2 separate regions of the Homo sapiens genome follow, and region 1 is linked to region 2. Evidence: read pairs that join two places in POLR2A ChIA-PET (ENCODE). Cell type or tissue: K562. All regions are shown on one strand. Region 1 has its middle 12 kb from the start of CRIPTO. Region 2 has its middle 11 kb from the start of RTP3.

Region 1 (4,000 bases), 81 kb before region 2:
TTCTTTTATCAGTTCTAGGAGCTTTCCAGAGGAGTCTTTAGGGTTTTTGAGGTAAATGATCATATTGTCAGCAAACAGTGACAGTTTGACTTCTTCTTTGCCGATTTGGATGCCCTTTATTTCTTTCCCTTGTCATATTGCTCTGGCTAGGCTGCCAGTACTATGTTGAAGAGGAGTAGTGAGAGTGGGCATCCTTGTCTTGTTCCAGTTCTCAGAACGAATGCTTTCAACTTTTCCCCATTCAGTATTATGTTGGCTGTGGGTTTGTCATAGATGGCTTTTATTACACTGAGGTGTGTCCCTTGTAGGCCAATTTTGCTGAGAGTTTTTTTTTTTTTTTTTTTTGAGATGGAGTTTCACTCTTGTTGCCCAGGCTGGAGTGCAATGGCGCGATCTTGGCTGACCGCAACATCCGCCTCCCAGGTTCAAGCAATTCTCCTGCCTCAGCCTCCTGAGTAGCTGGGATTACAAGTATGCACCACCATGCCCGGATAATTTTGTATTTCTAGTAGAGACAGGGTTTCTCCATGTTGAGGCTGGTTTCGAACTCCTGACCTCAGGTGATCCACCCGCCTCGGCCTCCCAAAGTGCTGGGATTATAGGCATAAGCCACCGCGCCCAGCTGAGAGTTTTAATTATAAAGAGATGCTGGGTTTTGTCTAATACTTTTTCTGCATATATTGAGGTGATCATTGATTTTTAAAAATTCTGTTTATGTTGTGTATCACATTTGTTGACTTGCATATGTTAAACCACCCCTGCATCCCTGGTATGAAACCCACTTCATCATGGTGGATTATCTTTTTGACATGTTGTTGGATTCAGTTAGCTAGTATTTTGTTAAGGATGTTAGCATCTATGTTCATCAGGGATATCGGCCTGTAGTTTTCTTTTTTGATTACGTCCTTTCCTGGTTTTGGGATTAGGGTGATGATGGCTTCATAGAATAAACTAGGGAGGGCTCCTTCTTTCTCTATCTTGTGGAATAGTATCAAAAGGATTAGTACCAATTCTTCTTTAAGTGTCTGGTAGAATTCTGCTGTGAATCCATCTGGTCCTGGACTTTTTATTGTTGTAATTTTTAAATTACCATTTCAATCTCGCTGCTTGTTATTGGTCTGTTCAGGATATCTAATGCTTCATGATTTAAGCCAGGAGGGTTGTATTTTTCCAGGAATTTATCCATCTCTCTGAGGTTTTATAATTTATGTGTGTAAAGGTGTTCATAGTAGCCTTGAATGATCTTCTGTATTTCAGTGGTGTCAGTTGTAGTATCTCCCTTTTCATTTCTTAATGAGGTTATTTGAATTCTCTCTCTTCTTTTTTTGGTTAATCTTGCTAACAATTTATCAATTTTATTTATCTTTTCAAAAAACCAGCTTTTTGTTTCATTTATCTTTTGTATTTTTTTGTTGTTGTTGTTTCAATTTCATTTAGTTCTGCTCTGATCTTGGTTATTTCGTTTCTTCTGCTGGGTTTGGGTTTGGTTTGTTCTTATTTCTCTAGTTCCTTGAGGTGTGACCTTAGATGTCAGTTTGTGGTCTTTCAGTCTTTTTGATACTGGCATTTAGGGCTGTGAACTTTCCTCTTAGCATGGCCTTTGCTGTATCCCAGAGGTTTTGATAGGTAGTGTCATTATTGTTGTTCAGTTTAAAGAATTTTTTTTTTTTTTTTGAGATGGAGTTTTGCTCTGTTGCCCAGGCTGGAGTGCAGTGGTGTCATCTCGGCTCACTGGAAGCTCCACCTCCCGGGTTCACGCCATTCTCCTGCCTCAGCCTTCCGACTAGCTGGGACTACAGGCACCTGCCACCAAGCCCGGCTAGTAGAGACGGGGTTGGTGAGATGGGGTTTCACTGTGTTAGCCAGGATGGTCTTGATCTCCTGACCTCGTGATCCACCCGCCTTGGCCTCCCAAAGTGCTGGGATTACAGGCATGAGCCACTGCGCCCGGCCCAGTTCGAAGAATTTTTAAATTTCCATCTTGCTTTCCTTTTTGACCCAATGATCATTCAGGAGCAGATTATTTAATTTCCATGTATTTCCATCGTTTTGAAGTTTCCTTTTGGAGTTATTTCCTGTTTTATTCCACTGTGGTCTGAGAGGGTACTTGATATAATTTCAATTTTCTTAAATGTATTGAGACTCATTTTGTGGCCTATCGTATGGTCTATCTTGGAGAAAGTTCCATGCGCTGTTGAATAGAATGTATATTCTGCAGTTGTTGGATGAAATGTTCTGTATATATCTGCTAAGTCCATTTGTTCCAAAGTATAGTTTAAATCCATTGTTTCTTTGTTGAGTTTCTGTCTTGATGACCTGTCTAGTGCTGTCAGTGGAGTACTGAAGTCCCCTGCTATTATTGTGTTGCTGTCTATCTCATTTCCTAGGTCTTTTAGTAATTGTTTTATAAATTGGGGACCTCCAGTGTTAGGTGCATATATGTTTAGGATTGTGATATTTTCCTGTTGGACAAGGCCTTTTACCATTATATAATGACTCTCTTTGTTTTAACTGCTGTTGCTTTAAAGTTTGTTTTGTCTGATAGAAGAATAGCTACCCCTGCTCGCTTTCGGCGTCCATTTGCATGAAATGCCTTTTTCCATCCCTTTAAGTTTATGTGAGTCCTTATGTGCTAGGTGAGTCTCCTGAAGGCAGCAGTTAGTTGGTGGGTGATTTTTTTATCCATTCTCCAGTTCTGTATCTTTTAAGAGGAGCATTTAGGCCAATTACATTCAATGTTAGTATTGAGATGTGAGGTACCATTTCGTTCATTGTGCTATTTGTTGCCTGTGTGCCTTGTTTTTTTTGTTTTTTGTTTTTGCTTTATAAATTGTATATTTGTTTTATAGGTCCTGTGTGATTTATGCTTTATAGCGGTTTTGTTTTGATGTGTTTCCAGGATTTGTTTCAACATTTAGAGCTCTTTTTCAGCAGTTCTTGTAGTGGTGACTTGGTAGTGGCAAATTCTCTCAGCGTTTGTTTGTCTGAAAAAGACTGTATCTTTCCTTCATATATGACGCTTAGTTTTGCTGGATCAAAATGCTTGGCTGATAATTGTTTTGTTTGAAGAGGCTGAAGAAAGGGCCCCAATCTTTTCTAGCTTGCAGGGTTTCTCCTGAGAAATCTGCTGTTAATCTGATAGGTTTTCCTTTATAGGTTACCTGGTGCTTCTGTCTGACAGCTCTTAAGGTTCTTTCCTTCATCTTAACTTTGGATAACCTAATGACAATGTGCCTAGGCGAGGAGCTTTTTGTGATGAATTTCCCAGGTGTTCTTTGTGCTTCTTGTATTTGGATGTCCAAGTCTCTAGCAAGGCCGGGAAGTTTCCTCGATCATTCCCCCCAAATATGTTTTCCAAACTTTTAGATTTCTCTTCTTCCTCAGGAACACCGATTATTCTTAGGTTTGGTCATTTAACATAATCTCAGACTTCTTGGAGGCTTTGTTCATATTTTCTTATTTTTTTTTCTTTGGTTGTGTTGGATTGGGTTAATTTGAAGACCTTGTCTTTGAGCTCTGAATTTCTTTCTTCTACTTGTTCAATTCTATTGCTGAGACTTTCTTGAGCATTTTGCATTTCTATATCTAATGTTTCCTGAAGTTTTGATTGTTTTTTCTTTATGCTATCTATTTCCTTGAATATTTCTCCCTTTACTTCTTGTATCCTTTTTGGATTTTCTTGCATTGGGCTTCACCTTTTTCTGGTGCCTCCCTGATTAGTTTGATAACAAACATCCTGAATTCTTTTTCAGGTAAATAAGGGATTTCTTTTTGGTTTGGATCCATTGCTGGTGAACCAGTGTGATTTTTTAGGGTTGTTAAAGAGCCTGTTTTGTCATATTACCAGAGTTGGTTTACTGGTTCCCTCTCATTTGGATAGGCTCTGTCAGAGGGAAGGTCTAGGGCTGAAGGCTGTTGTTCAGATCCTTTTGTCCCATGGGGTGTTCCCTTGATGTAGTACTCTCCCCCTTTTCCTACGGATGTGGCTTTCTGAGAGCCA
Region 2 (4,000 bases):
CCAACATTGTACCTAATGAGGAAAATTTGGAGACATCTCCTCTAAAATCCCTACTACTACTACACAATTAGAGAAGAGGAAGAAAACAGAGATATCAAAGTTAAAAAGGAGGTAAAACCCACGTTTTGCAGATGATGTGATTGCCTACCTGGGAAACCCAAGAGAATCAACTGAAACATTACTATAAAAAATAACAGAAGTCAGGAGAACAGTGGCATATAAAATAATATATGGAAGCCAAAGGCCTTTATACATAGCAATAACAGCTAGAAGATATAATGAGAAACCAATTTGTAATATAAAATATTCCTGATAAGATATATACAAAACCTACATACGAAAGACTTTAAAACACATATGAAAGACACAAAAGATGTTTACAAAGGGAATGAGGTACCATGTTCTTGGATAGGAAGATTTAGCATGATAAAGATTCCAATTTTTTCTAAATTAATATATAAATTTAATGGGATCACAATAAAACACCCTCAGCTTTTCTTGTTTTTCTTTAAATTTCTTTCTTTTTTTGTCAGGTTGATTCTAAAATACACATGGGAAAATAAAGAGCAAAATAGCCTGGGAAACCCTGAAAAGAAGAGTGAAAATTGTGAAAGCACTAGTCGGTTCTTTATCTCTTAGTAAGTTTGAGGAGATGAAACACAAGCTCAGGACTTAGTGAGACTTACGCTGGGAAGGGAAGTCTAGGAAGGTGTGAATGGTTAATTTTAGGTGTCTACTTCGCTGGTCTAAGAGATACCCAGATATTATAGCTGGTGAAACGTCATTTCTGGGTGTGTCTGTGAGGGTGTTTCCCAAAGAGGTTTACATTTGAATCAGTGGACTGAGTAAAGAAGATTGCCCTCCCCCATGTGGGTGGGCAGACAGAATAAAATGGTGGAGGAAAGGCGAATCCACCCTTCTGGAGCTGAGACATCCATCTTCTCCTGCCCTCTTGCTCTCAAATGCCAGAGCTCTCTGGCCTTTGAACTCTGGGACTTACATGTGTGGCCCCACACCTCCAGTTCTCAGGCCTTCAGACTCAGACTGAATTACACCCCTGGGTTTCTGGTTCTCCAGCTTGCAGACTGTGGGACTTTTTGGCCTCTTTAATCACATGAACCCATTTCATAGTAAATCCCTGTCACAGGTGAGTGGTGACTATCTGGGCTGGTGGTGAGGGGGTAAAAGAATTTACCAAAACATTTGTAGGTAAAGAAAGGCAGATTTATTATAGAAAGTATGAAAATACATTGCAAGAAGGCAACGGGCAGGATCAGCAGAAGAGGAGCTGACTGCAAGGAGACAAAGGCTTGCTGGAGATTTTATAGAATGGAACTTGGGCTGGTTGATAATGCCAAGGCAGCAGAGAGCTTAACTTGCATTCTTCTGTCAGCCGGAGTGTTTGATAAATTGAGGCATTTGATGGTAAGCAGGAATTTTTTGAGTTATGTACGTCATCAAGACATATGGCCATATGTCCTGCACAGATAAATCTTGTAACTAAAGGAGATAGGAGTGACTTAGGGATAAAAGACTTATCTTTATGGCCCAGGACATATGGCCATATGTCCTGGGCCATAAAAAAAGGCAGACCTATAGCTCATTTGCTTTATCTCTTTGTTTTCCCCTGGTCCCACCAGCCTGACTCCTTTTCCCTAATTAGGACTTCACATTCCCCTTATAAACCTATATACAGATGGCCCCTGACTTAGAATGGTTCAATTTATGATTATTTTTCACTTTACAATGATGCAAAAGTGATATATATTTAGTTGAAACCATACTTTAAAATGGGAATTTTGATCTTTTCCCAGCTTAGCCACAGGCAGTAAGATACTCTTCCCTATTGCTATTCTGACCATGTTAAAGTGGGCCAGGGTAGGCTAAGCTAAGCTACGATATTTGGTGGGCAGGGTGTATTAAATGCATTTTTGACTTACGATATTTCTACTTATGGTGGGTCTATCAGGACATAACCCCATCATAAGTTGAGGAGCATCTGTATATCCCAGTGGTTCTGTTTCTGCGGAGAACTCTGATTACACAGAAGGCTACTCTCAACCACATATGACATGAATTTAGGAAGTGATGTCTCAGCCCGTAAGAAGGGGAAAATCTTGTAACTGAAGGAGATAGGAGTGACTTAGGGATAAAAGACTAATCTTTAGGAGAAAACTCCTTGGGGGAATTCCTTGAAGAATAGTGACCAAATTATTTTTAAGAAAAGATCATTTCCGGCCGGGCGCGGTGGCTCACGCCTGTAATCCCAGCACTTTGGGAGGCCGAGGCGGGTGGATCATGAGGTCAGGAGATCGAGACCATCCTGGCTAACAAGGTGAAACCCCGTCTCTACTAAAAATACAAAAAATTAGCCGGGCGCGGTGGCGGGCGCTTGTAGTCCCAGCTACTCGGGAGGCTGAGGCAGGAGAATGGCGTGAACCCGGGAAGCGGAGCTTGCAGTGAGCCGAGATTGCGCCACTGCAGTCCGCAGTCCGGCCTGGGCGACAGAGCGAGACTCCGTCTCAAAAAAAAAAAAAAAAAAAAAAAAAAAAAAAGAAAAGATCATTTCCTACGTTAAACTTGAACTGTTTCTAGCCCTGTGTTACTATTAGCATATTTTGTTACTTCCATGAGTTCAAGAAAATAAGAAAACCCAACCCACTAACCAGTGTTTGGAGTCACCCAAGCAGGTCTGGTCTTCCCTAGTCACCATGTTCTCTCTGTGTTTATCAGCAAATATTAGTTGCCTTCCTCAGAACCTCACTACCAAGAATTCTGCAGGGGAGTAAACTGTCATTGGCAAGCAGGTCCCCTATCATGCCACCTGGTCTGTGAGCCTTTGGGTTTTCAGGTGGCCCAGACATGCTCCTGTATATGCCCCTTCCAGGCAGACAGGAATGTGCTCTGATGGCGGGAACACTGTGTCAGACTATGGTGTCCTCTGTTTAGTGGGGAACACAGGGCCAGGATTTTAAACCAGGGCATGGTTCTCAAAGTATGGGACCACTGGGCACTTCTGATTCTCCTACCACATTCATGGGAAAGGGGGAAGATACCAGCACAGCCCCATGTGGTGAACATCACTTATTTCACCAATACAAGTAGTTTCTGATATGTCTTATGCAAATTAACAATGACCCCTTTGCAGAAATATTTGAAACTTAGCACAGCTTTCTTGAGTGAGGATCCCAATTAGTTGCTAATGAATGCTAATTGACCACCTCTGGGATGGGGGCAACAGCCCACAGGGTATAGATGGCACAGAAACACACACACACACCCCAGTATCTATACTGAAGTGTTTAGAAGCAAATCACAATGAATGATTGGGTGTTCTGTGAAAAGGCTGTGCATGGAAAATGACCCCCAAATGACACAGGATCCAAGAAACCAAAGAAAGAGGCAGACAAATCCAGTTTGTCGGTATTGGGTGATTTTTTAGGGGGAATTTACAGATAGAAGTGTGGTCTTTTGCGGTTGCAAGACAGGCAGATCTCCGCATTGCGACCCTCCAGACCCAGGGCTTATATCTTGGGTAAAAGGTGCATGTGCTGTAGAAGGAATGTGCAGGATGCTACAGGCATCTCAGGAAACTGAGATTGGAGGAAACTTAAAATGAATATGTGTTCCTACATAAACATCCAGGAGTTCAAGACCACCCTGGGTGACAGAATGAAACCTTGTCTCTACCAAAATAATAATAATAATAATAATAATAATAATAATAATAATGTGGCTACTGAAAACATTTAAGTTACCTATGTGGCTGACATGCTCTAACTCTACTAGATAGCACTGCCAAAATGAAGGTGATGTTTATAGAAGAGGAAGGAAATTCTCTAAGTTGGCTGGCTTTGCGTTCACCTCTACTTCCATATTAGAAGACAGTAGCCTTGACTGTATGTGAGAAATTTGACAATTCTATTGAGATTTTGGAATAACAACTGCAAAATTCTTTCTGATCCTGGCCACTGCAGAGTAGCTAGGTTTGGACCCTTCC

Evidence for each region. Peaks named below come from ENCODE experiments on the same cell type or tissue, not always from the same donor. Only the 100,000 strongest peaks of a DNase experiment are listed, where the experiment ranks them.
Region 1: POLR2A ChIA-PET joins it to region 2 with 5 read pairs; 4 of 35 experiments call an interaction of 5 or more read pairs at or near these places.

Annotation. Positions count from the first base shown.
Region 1 is chr3:46,587,490-46,591,489 of GRCh38, reverse strand. No RefSeq gene overlaps it. Among named protein-coding and RNA genes, the nearest start is that of CRIPTO, 12 kb to the right of the region's middle. In K562, no CTCF peak of the experiment used is centred here; no DNase peak of the experiment used is centred here; H3K27me3 peaks cover 326 bases.
Region 2 is chr3:46,506,871-46,510,870 of GRCh38, reverse strand. No RefSeq gene overlaps it. Among named protein-coding and RNA genes, the nearest start is that of RTP3, 11 kb to the right of the region's middle. In K562, no CTCF peak of the experiment used is centred here; DNase peaks (open chromatin) are centred at 800 and 1,500.